Regions from separate parts of the Homo sapiens genome. Here region 1 is linked to region 2. A link is a loop called in an ENCODE intact Hi-C map of the cell type or tissue named here. Cell type or tissue: natural killer cell. All regions are shown on one strand. Links, peaks and the distances in the headings refer to the core of each region. The heading gives the core; the rest is flanking DNA.

Evidence for each region. Peaks named below come from ENCODE experiments on the same cell type or tissue, not always from the same donor. Only the 100,000 strongest peaks of a DNase experiment are listed, where the experiment ranks them.
Region 1: a loop joins it to region 2, with 3 times the contacts of the local background. A loop is called at or near these places in 4 of 110 quality-filtered maps.

The regions. Positions count from the first base shown.
Region 1 is chr1:27,864,742-27,873,192 of GRCh38, forward strand. It overlaps THEMIS2 (thymocyte selection associated family member 2), which reads left to right and starts at 7,803. Exons shown (of 6, transcript NM_001105556.3): 1 at 7,803-7,924. The coding sequence starts at 7,831. RefSeq lists a cis regulatory region at 2,372-2,893, an enhancer at 4,928-4,977 and a silencer at 7,651-7,920. In natural killer cell, for the core only: no CTCF peak of the experiment used is centred there; DNase peaks (open chromatin) are centred at 3,990, 4,490, 7,770 and 8,110; H3K4me3 peaks cover 1,315 bases; H3K27ac peaks cover 2,581 bases.
Region 2 is chr1:27,987,955-27,996,405 of GRCh38, forward strand. It overlaps EYA3 (EYA transcriptional coactivator and phosphatase 3), which reads right to left. Exons shown (of 18, transcript NM_001990.4): 14 at 5,446-5,606; 15 at 1,743-1,857; 16 at 581-702. Among named protein-coding and RNA genes, the nearest start is that of XKR8, 32 kb to the left of the region's middle. In natural killer cell, for the core only: no CTCF peak of the experiment used is centred there; DNase peaks (open chromatin) are centred at 3,157, 4,527 and 5,497; H3K27ac peaks cover 4,594 bases.

The DNA.
Region 1 (8,451 bases), core at 290-8,289, 120 kb before region 2:
AACTCTGGGCCGGGCGTGGTGGCTCATACCTGTAATCTCAGCATTTTCGGAGACTGAGGCAAGCGGATCACCTGAGGTCAGGAGTTCAAGACCAGCCTGACCAACATGGAGAAACCCCGTCTCTACTAGAAATACAAAATTAGCCAGGTGTGGTGGTGCATGCCTGTAATCCCAGCTACTCGGGAGGCTGAGGCAGTAGAATTGCTTGAATCCGGGAGGCGGAGGTGGTGGTGAGCGGAGATAGTACCACTGCACTCCAGCCTGGGCAACAACAGTAAAACTCCGTCTCCAAAAAAAAAAAAAAGGACTGCAAAACCATGGAACCAATGCTTCCAAATTTGCGGGGAACATTGTTTCAACCGGGAACTCAATACCAGCCAGACCACTGCTGAAGAATAAACAATGCTACACTTTGGGTTTAGGGTTAGAAGCAGTCTTTAAAAAAAAATGTGGTAAAATACACGTAACATAAAATTAACCATCTTGGCCGGGTGTGGTGGTTCACCCCTGTAATCCCAGCACTTTGGGAGGCCGAGGCAGGCAGATCACCTGAGGTTAGGAATTCAAGACCAGCCTGGCCAACATGGCAAGACCCCGTCTCTACTAGAAATACACAAAGTAGCTGGGCATAGTGGCGGGTACCTGTAATCCCAGCTACTCAGGTGGCTGAGGCAGGAGGATTGCTTGAACACGGGAGGCAGAGGTAGCAGTGAGCCGAGATCGCATCACTGCACTCCAGCCTGGGTGACAGAGCAAGACTGTCTCAAAAAAAAAAAAATTGCCATCTTAACAGTTAAAAAAAAATTCATGACACAGTCCTCAGGAGACCTTGAGAAATGTGCCCTTAATCTTTTTTTTTTTTTTTTTTTTTTGAGACGGAGTCTCGCTCTGTTGCCCAGACTGGAGTGCAGTGGCTTGATCTTGGCTCACTGCAAGCTCCGCCCCCCGGGCTCATGCCGTTCTCCTGCCTCAGCCTCCCGAGTAGCTGGGACTACAGGCGCCCGCCACCATGCCCAGCTAATTTTTTTGTATTTTTAGTAGAGATGGGGTTTCATGTGTTAGCCAGGATGGTCTCGATCTCCTGACCTCGTGATCCCCCTGCCTCGGCCTCCCAAAGTGCTGGGATTACAGGTTTGAGCCACCGCGCCTGGCCCTTAATCATTTTTAAGTGTATAATTCAGTCGTGTTAAGTATGTTCACATTGTGCAAACAACCAATCTCTAGGACATTTGCATCTTGCAAAACTGAAACTCTTCACCCATTAAACAACAACTCCCAAATTCCCCGTTCCCCCAGTGGCTGGGGAAAAGCCACCCTTTGACTTTCTTCTTTTTTTGTTTTGCTGAGACGGAGTTTTGCTCTGTCGCCTGGGCTGGAGTGAAGTGGCTTGATCTCAGCCCACTGCGACCTCTGCCTCCCAGGTTCAAGAGATTCTCCTGCCTCAGCCTCCCAAGTAGCTGAGATTACAGGCACCCGCTACCATGCCCAGCTAATTTTTGTATTTTTAGTAGAGACCGGGTTTCACCATGTTGACCAGGCTGGTCTTGAACCCCTGACCTCAGGTGATCCACCCGCCTCAGCCTCCCAAAGTGTTGAGATTACAGGCGTGAGCCACTGCACCAGGCCTCCCTTTGACTTTCTATGAATTTCACGACTCTAGGTTCCTCATCTGAGTGGAATCATACAGTGTTTGTCGTTTCGTGATGGGCCTATTTCACTGAGCGTAATGTCCAGAAGTTTCCTCCATATTGTGGCGTGTGTCATAGTTTTATACCTTTTTAAGGCTGAATAATATTCATTGTATGGGCCGGGCATGGTGGTTCATGCCTGTAATCCCAGCACTTTGGGAGGTTGAGGCTGGAGGATTGTTGGAGCCCAGGAGTTCAAGACCAGCCTGGGCAACATAGCAAAATTCCTTCTCTATAAAAAAAGGTTTAAAAATTAGCTGGGCATGGGCCGGGCATGGTGGCTCATGCCTGTAATCCCAGCACTTTGGGAGGCCGCAGTGGGTGGATCACGAGGTCAGGAGATCGAGACCATCCTGGCTAACACGGTGAAACCCCATCTCTACTAAAAAACACAAAAAATTAGCCGGGCGTGGTGACAGGCGCCTGTAGTCCCAGCTACTCAGGAGGCTGAGGCAGGAGAATGGCGTGAACCCAGGAGGCAGAGCTTGCAGTGAGCCGAGATCGCGCCACTGCACTCCAGCCTGGGCGACAGAGTGAGACTCTGTCTCAAATTAAAAAAAAAAAAAAAAAAAATTAGCTGGGCATGGTGGCATGCACCAGGCTTAGGTGGGAGGATTGCTTAAGCCTGGGAGGTTGAGGCTGCAGTGAGCCGTGATTGCACTACTGCACTCCAGCCTGGGTGACAGTGTTGCTGGATTTATAAGGAATCAGAGAGATCTATGGGGTTCAGGAGGATATTTGTTAATTATTTAGGTGCACCGGCCCAGTCAGATTAACATGCAAAGGACTGAGCCTTGAACAAAGAGTTAAGTTACCTTTTAAGCATTTCGTGGGGCGGGGGGAGAACTGTGCAGGCGGAAGCATACTACAGAAGCGAGAAACAAAGGCAGTTATTTAATCAATTGAGACACGTATTACATCATTTCTTATTTTTCAAGGAAAAACACGTTTTGTGACTTGAGTTTATCTGCCTAGTGACCTTGCAGCTGCACATCTAGAGAAACAGGGTTGTCACAATGTCTGGGAAAGGGACAGATAAGACTCACTAGCCACAGAAACACAGGCAGTTAATTTTTAAAGGACTCCAGCTCTTTCTCTTCCTCGGGGGAACTGGGTTTTCTTACATACAACTGAGTTTCTGCTTACACACTCCTTAATTTCTTTTAATTAAGGGTTTTGCGCTGGTGTGGTGGCTCATGCCTGTAATCCAAGCACTTTGGGAGGCCGAGGCGGGTGGATCACCTGAGGTTGGAAGTTCAAGACCAGCCTGACCAACACAGAGAAACCCCATCTCTACTAAAAATACAGAATTAGCCAGGCATGGTGGCTCATGCCTGTAATCCCAGCTACTCGGGAGGCTGAGGCAGGAAAATTGCTTGAACCTGGGAGGCGGAGGTTGCAGTGAGCCAAGATCGCACCATTGCACTCCAGCCTGGGCAACAAGAGTGAAACTCCATCTCGAAAAAAAAGAAAACAAAAGAAAAAAGCCAAGAGGGGAGTCGAACTAATTTTCCACCACACAGGAGCATGAGCCAGCCCTCTGAGGCTTTACAAGCAGACACGCCTGCCTCCTTAAAGATATGCTGAGCATTGGCCGGGTGCAGTGGCTTACGCCTGTAATCCCAGCATTTTGGGAGGCCGAGGCAGGTGGATCACCTGAGGTCAGGAGTTCGAGACCAGCCTTCCCAACATGGCGAAACCCTGTCTCTAGTAAAAATACAAAAAAATTAGCTGGGCGTGGTGGGCACGTCTGTAATCCCAGCTACTCGAGAGGCTGAGGCAGAAGAATCACTTGAACCCAGGAGGCGGAGGTTGCAGTGAGCCAAGATCACACCAGTGCACTCCAGCCTGGGTGACAAGAGCGAGACTCCATCTCAAAAAAAAAAAAAAAAAGATATGCTGAGCATCTTTTCCCGAAAGTGACCTATTTTACTCCTGTGAAAACCTGCACTGGGGGGAGAACCCCTCCCCCATGATCTCCACAGTTGTCTCAGAGGGGCCATGCAGGGTCTGTTCATGTTGTTTTTGTTAATATGAAAGTAATTCAAGGGCAGAGGGGGCAAAATAGCCAGACCCTGTCTCTAAAAAACATTTAAAAATTAAAAATAAGACAAGGCTCCAGACTGGAAGAAAAAAATTTCTTTTAAGTACTCAAACTGTGTTCTGGAAAATCCAGAAAACAGTTACAAGACAAGACATGCCCTTTTGCCACCGTCGCGCCTGGGAACTGTGAGCATTTCTGCAGGAGACCTGTGGGCTGCTGTGGTGCCGTCTTTGTATTGTGGTCATTGCGGAAGGGCGCCATGAAGCCATTGGGCCAGCTGGTGGATCTTGCTCTCCCAGTGAGGGAGCAACTCGAGGACAACTTCGGGACCCACAGGCCAGGCGTGTATCTGCTCTGGTGGGCAGCCTGGGTGCCTGGAGTATCACTGAGTGGCAAACTGCTTGGCAGCATCACACGGTAGGGACACTGGTAACTTCCAGCCAGCATGCGGAGGGCTTCCAGCCCTTCTGCAGGCTCAGGGATGTGCTGGGCCTCCATCCCTCGCCCTCAGAGCACAGGCATTCTCCCTGTCCCTGCCACACTGCCCTTGACCCTGCTGGCTGCTGGGATGTTTCCCACCGCTTTGGGTGAGTGGGCCACGCCGGTGGGTGTTGAAGTGGATGGCAGGACACCTTAACAACCGCTGCCCAGTGCTGTGTCAGTGTTAGGCCCTTACCTTCCTCTACAGTGGGAGGAAACACGGGAGGAGAGGGAGGACCCCACATCCTGCCTGGCAAGTTGCTGAAAAACACCAAGTCACGTGACACATCATATACCGGAGTGTGTGGTGCCACACAGCAGGCACGGGTCTGACCCCATCCTGTCACCCTGCCGCTGTGGCCAGCTGCCTCCTGCACTGTCCAAAGGAGGTCCTGAGCCATCCACCTTCAGAGTCCAAAAGCTGACAGAGATGGGTTGATGAAATGAGGAACTTCTGTTCCCGGTGGCTGGAGGCATCCTCCTCACAGCTGGTGGGGGCGGGGGGACTTCCTTTCTGCCCCTGTCCTACTGTGGGAATCTGAGCTTCTTTCTCTGCCCCATTCAGCTCTTGAGGAGCCAAGGACAGATCCCCAGGCTGGTGCTCCCAACCTGGGGAAGTGAAAAGGGCTTGGGCCGTGACCACCTGCAGGTTCGGTTCAGATTTTAGTTCCTCCATTACACGGGCAACCGCAAGGAAGTCAGGTTCCCATTGAGTGTCTTATTTCCTCAAATAGAATGCAGAGTGTTGGGAGAAATAAAGAAGATGAGAACTCTTGTCAGAGGCACAGGAGGTCTTGGGAAAGAACAATATCATGTAATGATTGTAGATATGGGGTACTGGGCATGTCCCCATGTGCCTGGGTTACACTAACATTTTTACCAACACCTGTCTCCTGCCAGCCTTGGTTGTAAAGAGGGAGAGGAGACTGAGACTCAGAGAGGGTATGGGACTTGCCCAAGGTCACACAGCTAAGAAGTAGTGGAGCCAGGGTTTGAGCCCAGCTCTGTCTATCTCCAAAGCCCATCCTCTACTGAAATTCTAGACATAACTGGGCTGAGCAGAAATCCAGCAAACTTCCACAATCTGCTTAAGCACCTGGGAAAGAAGTGAAGAACGGTCATTTTCTCTGGCCTGCAGGAGGAGCCTAGCAGAGCCGGGTTAAAATCCCAGTGTCTCCACTTGGCATAACCTTAGGCAAGACCCTTCACTTTTGTGAAGCCTGACCCAGGAGGTTGGGGGCTACAGTGAGCTGTGTGTGCAGCACTGCACTCCAGCCTGGGTGACAGAATGAGACCGCCCACCCCTCTCAAAAAAAAAAAAAAAAAAAAAAAAACTAGAAAGAAACACAACAAAATATTAGTAGTTAGTGTAAGTATTTTGGGTGGTGGGTAAAGAATGCCTGCTTTTTATTAATCAAATGTTCTTTAGTTAGAATTTATTCATTGTATTTTAAACTTCTGTTATTATCTTTGATTAAAAGTCTTTTGTTACTTTTATAGTGACAAAAAAACTAAATATGGCATTTTGCACAATACCTATATCATCTTATTCAATCCTCACAATCTGCTGAGATATAATTCTTTCTCCTATTTTATTATTTTTTTATTTTTTTAGAGACAGGTTCTCACTCTGTTGCCTAGGCTGGGGCTGGAGTGCAGTGGCATGATCATAGCTCACTGCAGTCTCGACCTCCCAGGCTCAAGCCACCCTCCTGCCTCAGTCTCCTGAGTAGCTGAGAGTGCAGGTGCATGCCACCATGCCTGGATATTTTATTTATTTACTTATTTATTTATTTATTTTTGAGATGGAGTCTTGCTCTGTTACCCAGGCTGGAGTAAAGTGGCGTGATCTCGGCTCACTGCAACCTCTGCCCCCCCGGGTTCAAGCGATTCTCCTGCCTCAGCCTCCCGAGTAGCTGGGATTACAGGCACGCACCACCACACCCAGCTAATTTTTTTTTTTTTTTGAGACAGAGTTTTGCTCTTGTTACCCAAGCTGGAGTGTAATGATGCAATTTCGGCTCACTGCAAACTCCACATCCCGGGTTCAAGCGATTCTCCTGCCTCAGCCTCCTGAGTAGATAGGATTACAGGCACGTGCCACCACGCCCAGCTACTTTTGTATTTTTAGTAGAGCCGGGGTTTCTCCCTGTTGGTCAGGCTGGTCTCGAACTCCTGACCTCAGGTGATCTGTCCAACTTGGCCTCCCAAAGTACTGGGATTACAGGCGTGAGTCATTGTGCCCAGTAATTTTTTTGTATTTTTAGTAGAGACAGGGTTTTGCCATATTGGCCAGGCTGGTCTTGAACTCCTGACTTCAGGAGATCTGCCCGCCTCACCCTCCCAAAGTGCTAGGATTATAGGCGTGAGCCACCGCGCCTGGCCTTATTTTATTTTATTCTTTTTTTTAAGAGACAGGGTCTTGCTAGTTTGCCCAGGGTGGTCTAGGACTCCTGGTCTCAAGTGATCCTCCTGCCTCAGTCTCCCAAAGTGCTGGGATTACAGGCCACACCCAGCCTCTTCTCCCTGTTTTTTTGTTTTTGTTTTTGTTTTTTGAGACGGAGTTTTGCTCTTGTTGCCCAAGCTGGAGTGCAATGGTACAATCTCGGCTCACTGCAACCTCTGCCTCCCAGGTTCAAGCGATTCTCCTGCCTCAGCCTCCCGAGTAGCTGGGATTAGAGGTGTGTGCCACCACGTCTGGCTAGGTTTTTTTGTATTTTTAGTAGAAACGGGTTTTCACCATGTTAGTCTGGTCTCAAACTCCTGACCTCAGGTGATCCACCCGCCTCGGCCTCCCAAAGTGCTGGGATTATAGGCGTGAGCCATTGCGCCCGGCCCTCTTCTCCCTGTTTTAGAGAGTAAGAAACTGAGGTTCACACAATCAAAGTGATTTGCCTAACGTCATACAACGAGCAAGAGGAGACCTGGGATTTGAACCTATGTTGGTCTGACTCCTGAGGGACAGGGAAATGGAAAAGGCTTATCCCGAGCCTGTGGGGTCAGGATAAGTGGTTGGTCCGGCTTCTAAGCAGATTTCTCTTTAGCCTTAGGAAGAATTTTTAACTAGAATTGGTGAGGCCCGGCGTGGTGGCTCACAGGTGGATCACACCTGTGATCCCAGCACTTTGGGAGGCCGAGGTGGGAGGATCACTTGAGTCCAGGAGTTCGAGGCCAACGTAGACAATAATTATCGAAAGAGTATGGGAGTTCTGGAGAGGTAATGAGATCCCCTTCACCAGGAGGTTTCCGATAGAGGACCATGGAGTGTCCTGGAGGGACATTCGGGAGCCCTGACACTACATCTCCCTCCTCAAACCCAAAGGGCAGAGGCATGTCCCTCCTATGAGACGCAGAACAAGTCGGGCCGCGTCCCCTTTTTCTAACTGGGAGCACTGCTGAGGGGGCGTCTGGGACTTCTTCATCTTCATCATCGCCCCTTCCCCATAGGGTACTGCAGGGGGCGGGGGGCGGGGCTTCGGCGGGGCGGGGCTGCAGGGCTCCCGCGGGCTGGCGGGGCGGCTTCGGCGTGCGGGGCGGGGCATCGGCGGGGCGGGGCTGCAGGGCTCCCGGGGACCGCCCGCCCGCCCCTCAGTCTGAGCCCAGAGAGCCGCGGGGACCATGGAGCCGGTGCCGCTGCAGGACTTCGTGCGCGCCTTGGACCCCGCCTCCCTCCCGCGCGTGCTGCGGGTCTGCTCGGGGGTCTACTTCGAGGGTGAGCGGGGGCTGGAACCCCTCCGAGCACTCCCTTGGTGTGGGGCGGGGGCAGAGACCCGGAGAAGACGTTAGCAATCCGGGGAAACTGCCCCTGGGTTCAAATCCCGACACTGCCACTGGCCAAGCTGTGTGATTTGGGGCCGCACTCAACCTCTTTGGACCTCGGCTTTTGCTTTCGTGGAACGGGGACCGCTGACCTGCCCCGCAGGGTAGTGATGAAAAGTCAGTGGGTTGAGGCGCGGGAGGTGGATGCAGCCGGGCCACTCCTAGGTGGCCCCGCGGTGCGCATGGGACAGAGCTCCGACCGCGCCGGGACGCAGCATTAGGCCGCTGGTGGTCGTGGCTGCGTCTTGATTCTGAAGTGCAGGGTCAGTCTTCCCGTCTGTGTCCTCCCACTCCTCCCCCGGCCCTCCTCTACACTGCCTTCCTTCAGTCCCTGCGTCCACCTTGGCCTTCTGTTTGACCATGGGCAGTACTTGATTTGATCAGCTCTTCAGTTCTCAGCTTAAATGGCGCTTCCTCCCG
Region 2 (8,451 bases), core at 381-8,380:
AACTTCTGGCTCAAGTGACCCTCCCACCTTAACCTTCCAAGTAGTTAGGACTACAGCTGCGTGCCACCACACCCAGCTAATTAAAAAAACTTTTTTGTAGAGACGGAGGTCTGCCATGTGGCTCAGGCTGGTGTTGAACTCCTGGCCTCAAGTGATCCTCCCGTCTCAGCCTCCCAAAGTGGTGGTAATACAGGTATGATTCATCTTGTCTGGCCACCATTTTTAGGTATATAGTTTAGAAGCTTGATTTTTAACCTAGTGCTTTTTCTATTATACTACATACTCTCTGTGAAAAAGAGAAACTTGAAATGAGGCAAAACTAGATTTCTAAGCTAGATATTATGTTCTTTCAAATATTATCAAAGAGCATGCTTATGTAACTTACTAGCTGTGAGAACCTGAGCAAGCTATATAACTACTAAGCCTCAATTGCATTACTGAAAATATTAGAAGACTGTTGTGAGGACTGTAGGTATTACAAATAAAGTGTCTAACAAGAGGGGCTAGAAAATAATAGGTGCATCATGAGTAGAAAGTTTTATTGCAAGGCCAGTGACAAGAAACAGCATAGAAACCATACCAATTTTGGTAGCACTATAGATGTTCTCAATAGGAAATATTTCTCCTAGTCCATATAGGAGAACCTTGGCCAGGGCTGGAACCAGCTGGGTGGTAGTGATCAGAACATTCACACAATTCTTTCTATAAGGGAGTAAAAGGGAAAAGAAAAGGTGAAACTAAACCAACCTGGGAGCAAGAATTCGTATGTGCCAACTCTTTAGAATTTAATTATTAAAAATTAACTTTAAAGGACCTGGTATTATACTGTTCAGAGCCAATGTTCAGCTACTACTCATTATTTCATGTTCATTTACTTTCTATATTAAAGGGCAGAGATTCTACTCATTTTTGTTATCTTAGTGGACACACAGCAACAACTTAGTTCTTGCCTTCTTTCCCCTCTGACCATTCTAGTCACAAGTACTTGATAAATACCACCAACCCATGTCACTGATAGCATATTTTAGAAAACAAACAACAAAAAGCTCTGAGCTGTACTCTTTCATCTGAATGCAAGTCAGTCCATAAATGAGATATGATTTGTGTTCGCTTTGCTCTTCACACAATAGCAACATAGATTCTAGAATACACATTAATTTTATATGTCCTTTACCTTCACCAGATATCCACTCCTTGGTGTCAGCTTTACTGTTTACTACGTTGTGGATCTGGAATTACTGCTTTGCGGGAGGGAGTAATAGGGTATTGGTGCAGACACAGACTGGTGCATTTATTTCCCAGTCTAAGCTTCACGTTGAAATCTCCTTAATCTGCTTAATGTACCCTTTTTCTTTTGAATCTTGCCTTCTTTAGTGGGTTTGGATACATTTCTTGGAGCTTCCTGTACCTAGGACATTGTAATAACATCTCCTCCATGTATTCTTTGACGTCACCAGGTCCAACTTATGGACAAGAGATTATGGGTTACTGAGTTTTAATTTCGTGAGCAAAAAGTAAGGAGAAAGAAAAAGGATTTCATATATAAATATTCTCTTAAAACTAGAAGTTGTGCTGTTAACATAAAATGACCTTGCTTCTCACCTAACACAAATACTTCCCTACATCATTTAAACTCCTCTCTACCCCTATCCCAAACCCTATTTTAGAGAATGGCTTATCCTGAACTGGAGTAGAAGAATATGTCGCTGAGAGGATGAGACCTAAAAGAACCATTTCCATACCTGGACTGGATGAGAAGTAAGGACTTTAATGCAGTTCCTAACCAGGAATCTGTTAAAACTTCAATTTCTGCTCTTAATCTCTGCAGTGCTTCCTTCCTCTGGGGACTGAGGAGACCTTTAGGAATAAAAGCAGACACATTTATCATTTGACAACATATATTTGCTGACAGTGAGAAAGCAACTTCTAAATTCAATTTAAAAAGTGTGAGTCACTGAAATATTCTACTGAGTATGTTTATATATATATATATACATATACGTATTTTTTTCCCATGAACACATGTGCTTTATTGAATTCCATTGTAGACAGGTGAATATAAACTGCTGTATATAGGGGTGGGGTCAAAAGGGCAGGACCAACAGCCCCAGGGTGCAGGGTCAGCAGTGGAGTACATGGGCTCTACTACTGGCCTTGGAGATCCTTTATCTTCTGAGAAATTGCTTGGAAGATTATCACTGAGCTAGTGGTGAAAAGCATGATGAGTGCAATGACCACAGGGATGTCGAGGAACAGGGTACAGATGTTCAAGCACTTGGTGGTGGAGGCACAGGCCTGCGCCCCGGTCACATCACCCACCATCTTCCTGTCCCTAGACTTCATGCAGTACACTAATGCTATGAAGCCCAGGAAGCACTAGTTTATGAAGAGCATTTTGAACAGGGTTTGGGCATGGAGGTCTCACTGCAGATGTGGATCACAGAGGACATCAAGGGAGCAGAGCTATGGGGTGCCCCTAGCATGGCAACCTCGTGTTTCTCCTTGAACATCTCCTAATTTGTCGGGAGGCCAGTGTTGGCGTGAGTGAACAAGGATTTGGAAGTGTGGTTCTTGGTGTCAAGATAAGACCAGTTGTCCTTTTTTTTTTTTTTTTTCTGAGATGGAGTCTTGCTCTGTCGCCCAGGCTGTAGTGTAGTGGTGCAATCTCAGCTTACTGCAACCTCCGCCTCCCAGGTTCAAGCAATTCTCTGCTTCAGCCTCCTGAGTAGCTGGGATTATAGGCAGCTGCCACCACACCCAGCTAATTTTTGTATTTTTAGTAGAGATGGGGTTTCATCATATTGGCCAGGCTGGTCTTGAACTCCTGATCTCATGATCCACCCACCTTGGCCTCCCAAACTGCTGGGATTACAGGTGTGAGCCACCGTGCCTGGCATTTTTTTTTTTTTTAATTTCTCTTCTTGGAGAAACCTTAGAGTAGTGCTACCCAGAATGCCATTTTTACTTTCTTTATCACAGTGTTTTGGGGATGTTCAGGCAAAGATAAATTTTTAGAAAAATCTTGTTACGGGGACACAATAACAACAATAAAATCAGCTGACAGAAATAATTTAGATTCTGGTGCAAGCTCCTTCTTTCATCACCAACCAATAGCATATCTTTTGCAGACTGGTTGACCACACTTTGAATTGCACTGCTTAGAACATGACATCAAGAACCAAAGTGCGAAAAATTAGTGTTACAGCTAGAAGAGTCCTTAGCATTTCTAATCTCTCTGTAAAGAAACGAAACCCAATGAAAAAAAGGGCCCTAAGATTACACAGTAAGTTTGCAGCTTTTGGTCTTAAGAAGTCTTTCCACTACTCCACAGAACTTCCATGGTGACTACTTGTCCACTTGCTTCAGAACATGTTGACATGAAATTCCAGGTTGAATGACTAATTCTCCATACTGTACTTCTGAAACAACTCCAACTGATAAGACACTAAAACACTACCCAAGACTAGATATCTAAGCACAAAAGAGAGCTCATATGATGGGAGCCTGCTCTCAGACACTTCAGTTAAAATATTCAAGCAGTAAATCTGGATCTGAATTTTCTACAGTGAAGGTTAAAAAAAAATCCTGTATTCTATTAGTAATACTCCATAAAAGCAGATGGCATTTTTGTGAGGAGGAGAACTGGAGTATAATTTGTTTTCAGATTGATGGTTCCACAATGTAAGCCTAGAATTAGATGACTCTTAACATTTTGGATAAAACAAAACGACAACAAAACCAGTACCTATATATGATATACTCAACTAATACATGATGTGGCGCTTTCATCAATTCATATTGTACAAAACATACAGCTGGCCATTAATTTTAATCTATTCTCCAAAGTAGGCTCAGAGGATTCTCACACAGGGTTACATCGCTTTGTTCAGGAAACCAGGTCCAGGCATTGGGCAGGGAAAAGATAAAGAGACTCAGGCTGTATATGAAAACTAACAAAAGAAAGGCTAATGTTTGTGAGAAAGAAAATGCAAAAAGATGTGGAGTTACCAAAATAAAAAATACTGGCTTTGAATCATGAGAAGAAATAAGCAACAAAAAGGGGAATCTGAAAAAAGTAAATTAGATTCCTGAAGTCTGGAAGCCCATGATTTTTATCTGGTATTAGAGAGCTGTAACTGAAATGAACCAAATTGATCTGTAAAGTCTTGTTCCTACTTTCTGCGCCATATTGTAAGGCAGCATAGTATAGTACAAGGGCTCTTGACCTTGAGTAAAATACCTCTAGGCCAGCAGTCCTCAACCTTTTCAGCACCAGGGACCAGTTTCGTAGAGGACAATTTTTCCATGGACCTGGGTGGGGGGCGAGAGGTTTCGAGATGAAATTGTTCCACCTCAGATCATCAGGCATTAGTTAGATTTTCATAAGGAACATGCAACTAGATCCCTTGCATGTGCAGTTCACAATAGGGTTTGTACTCCTATGAGAATCTAATGCCGCCACTGATCTGACAGGAAGTGGAGCTCAGGCAGTAATACTCACTTGCCGGCCTGCTCACTTCCTGCTATGTGGCTGTGCTGCCTGGTTGCTAACAGGCCGCTGACTGGTATCAGTCTGAGGCCCGGGAATTGGGGACCCCTGCTCTAGGCAGGCTATGTAATCCCTGAATCTTTGAGCAACATTTTGTATGTATTTGTATCTTTGATGGTGATGGTTTACAGTTTTAAATATTTTCTCAAAAGAGTACCTCACTATAAAAGGAGCTGCATGAAAGTGCACTGGACCAAAAAGTTAGGGAATGTGAATTTCAAACATGGTATGGTTACAAATTTGCAATGTGACCATGAATAAGCTGCCCCCACTACCCCTATGATGGACATCACTTTTCTCAACTGTAAAATGAGGAATTCAGATTAGACTTCTGTCTCTTTTAATTCAAACAATCTATGATTAATTAATTCTAAATAATAGAATTTTAGGCTTAGTGGCATCTGGCATTTGAAATATTTCTGGTCAGAAAGAATTTCCAAGATTCTTTAAATCACAACACATTGATACTACCAACCTACAATCCTGGACCTAGATTTCTGTCCACGAAAAGTTACTAGCTAGTTCTACTTAACTTGTCCTGATAGTTATATAAACCAGCCAAAAAAAAAAATGTGGCACCCTATTAACTAGCGTTGACAGCAGTTGTGATACATGTCATCAAACATAATCTACAGAACATGTTTCCTTTAAAAAGGCATTTGTCCAAAGACAACAAGAGAACTTTCCAAAATTATGCTTAGAGAAGCCCGTTAGAAATATAGAGCTTCCTCCCAAAAGGTTTCAACCAAACCTCTATTTTTTTAAATACAGAGTTTAACATATAACTGTGGCATAATTTATAAGCAGTTGTCATGGGGAATCTAAGGAATCCCTGGAAAGAAAAGGAGGAAACCAGGAAGAAACAGAGAATCAGACTGGTTATATGCCACACTTACCACCCACGTTGCTTTTATGCTTATCATAGATTTCTCTCACTTTCCGGTAGCGGAAAGCTAGTTTCCTCATCCAGTCCACACCTCCCTGAACACCCACAGATGAACCATGGCTGCCACTACCTCCTGAGCCACTGAAACCATCTGTTGAGAAACTGTAGTTGCTGCAAGGAGAGAAGATAATAAAAATTAAAATTTATACAGCATAAAGTTTTTGTTTGAGTGCTATTTGGTTGGGTTCTTGGTATCTGATAAATAAGGCCAATGGCTTTAAGGATCTTCTTCCTTAATCTCTGTATGTCAGAGTCTATCTTTCATTAGTTCTCTATCTCACACTTATTACTTCTATCAAAGAAAGGACTGAAATGAGAGAGGGAATGAAAGGTAGAAACAATTCAAGCACCAGCATTCCTTAGAGGTTGACTTGGGATAAGGCATCTTTTTCACTAATGACAGAAAATAACCACACAGTGAAAAAAGCAGAATATAAAATTTTGTGAGTACACTTACACACACAGTGATTGCAACTATGTAAAAAGGAGAAACATGAAAAAATAATGAAAGGAAATAGGCTAAAATGCTAACAATGGTAAGATAATGGCAGATATTTCCTTAAGTGATCTGCTGGCTGGTTTATGTTCATAGGTCACTGTGGTAGCTTCAAAATATATCTACAAATTCTTTGATATTCCTCTCTTCTAATTCTGCTCCCCTTGGGTATGGACTATACTTAAAATATAAATAGAAAGTGATAAAACTGATAGTGTTAGGCTTCAGAGACTAGGCTTCTTCTGCTCTCTCTTGGAGCACTTGCTCTGGAAGAAGCCAGCTGTCACGTGAGAACATTCAAGCAGCCCCATGGAGAGGTATGTGTAATGAGGAACTAAAGCCTTCTGTCATCAGCCACATGTCAGAGATTGGAAGCACATTCTCCAGCTCCAGTTAAGCTTTCAGATGATTAGAGCTCTAGCCAACATCTTGATTTCAACCCCAGAAACTCTAATTGAGAACTACCTCTGGGGCTGAATGCAGTGGCTCATGCCTATAATCCCAGCACTTTGGGAGGCCGAGGCGGGTGGATCTCCTGAGGTCCCGCCTCGGCCAACATGGTGAAACCCTGTCTTTACAAAAAATACAAAAATTAGCTGGGTGTGGTGGCGCATGCCTGTAGTCCCAGCTACTCGGGAGACTGAGGAAGGAGAATCGCTTGAGATTGGAAGGCAGAGGTTGCAATGAGCCAAGATCACGCCACTGCACTTCAGCTTGCGGGGGGAAAAGAACTACCCCTGGCCAGGTGCAGTGGCTGGTGCCTGTAATTCCAACTATTTGGGAGGCTGAAATGGGAGGATTGCTTGAGGCCAGGAGTTTGAGACCAGCCTGGGCAACATAGCAAGATCCCATCTCTAAGAAAAAAATTTTTTAATTAGTCAGGTATGGTGGTGTGTACCTGTTATCCTAGCTACTTACGAGGCTGAAGTGAGAGGACCACTTGAGCCCAGGAGGCTATTGGGAACTATGATTGCACCATTGCACCTTAGCCTGGGCAACAGAGCAGGCCCCGTCTCTTTGGAAAAAAAAAAAAAAGGAACCACTTCTGTACACTTAAAAAATGATAAAGATGGTAAATTCTATATGTATATGTATATTTTACCTTGACAAAATAAAATTTGTAACAGTGAAAAAATAAATTAACAATAGATTTTCTAGATTTAAAATCCTTTAAGTAGGCTGGGTGTGGTGGCTCATGTCTATAATCCCAGCACTTTGGGAGGCCAATGAGGGGGGATCACTTGGGTCCAGGAGTTCGAGACCAGCCTGGGCAACACAGGGAGACCCCCATCTCTAAAAAAAAAAAAAATGGAAATATTAGCTGGGTATGGTGGCATGCGCCTGTGGGCCCAGCTACTCAGAAGGCTGGGGTGGGAGGATCATTTAAGCCTGGGAGGGTGAAGCTACAGCAAGCCATATATGATCACAACACTGCACTCCAGCCTGGGTGCCAGAGCGAGACCCTATCTTAAAAGGAAAAAAAAAAAAAAAAAAAAGACAATGAGTACAAGCTGGGTGTAGTTGCTCACACCTGTAATCCCAGCACTTTGAGGGGCTGAGGTGGGTAGATTGCTTAAGCTCAGGAGTTCGAGACAAGTGTGGGCAACATGGCACTCTTGCCTCTACTAAAAATACAAAAAATTAGCCAGGAGTGGTGGCATGCGCCTATGGTCCTAGCTATTTTGGGGGCTGGGGTGGGAGGATTGCTTGAGGGAGGCCAGGGACAGGGGTTACAATGAGCCGAGATGGTGCCATTGCACTCCAGCCAAAAATAAAAAATAAAAATGAACAAAGAAATTGAGTAAATATTAATAAAATGAATAAATTAAAATAAAATAAAAAATATTAAGTATTTCTTAAAAAGAAAAACTAGCTAGGTCACTTTTAAGTTCCTCACCTACAGAAGCTGTGAGAGGATAAATGTTTCATTATTTGTTTGTTTTTTAAGACGGAGTCTCACTCTGTCACCCAGGTTGGAGTGCAGGGGCGTGATCTCGGCTCACTACAACTTCTGCCTCCCGGTTTCAAGCAATTCTCCTGCCTCAGCCTCCCAAGTAGCTGGGACTACAGGCGCATGCCACCACGCCTGGCTAATTTTTGTATTTTTAGTAGAGACGGGGTTTCGCCATGTTAGCCAGGCTAGTCTCGAACTCCTGACCTCAAGTGATTGGCCCGCACTGGCCTCCTGAAGTGCTGGGATTACAGGCGTAAGCCACTGCATCTGGCCATTTAACTGTTTTAAGGTACTAAACTCTGGAGTAATTTGTTGCATAGCAACAGATAATACAATTATACAAACTAGGAAGGATTAATATTTCATAAGTAAAGATCTAAAAATGACTGAACAACTTGGTTCAATCAAAAGTTAAAATAGATCCCAATATGCTAAGAGTGAGATTCTGTGCTTAAGAAAATATAGCTGCTAAGACATGATAAGTAATTACTGGTTAGCCACACGTA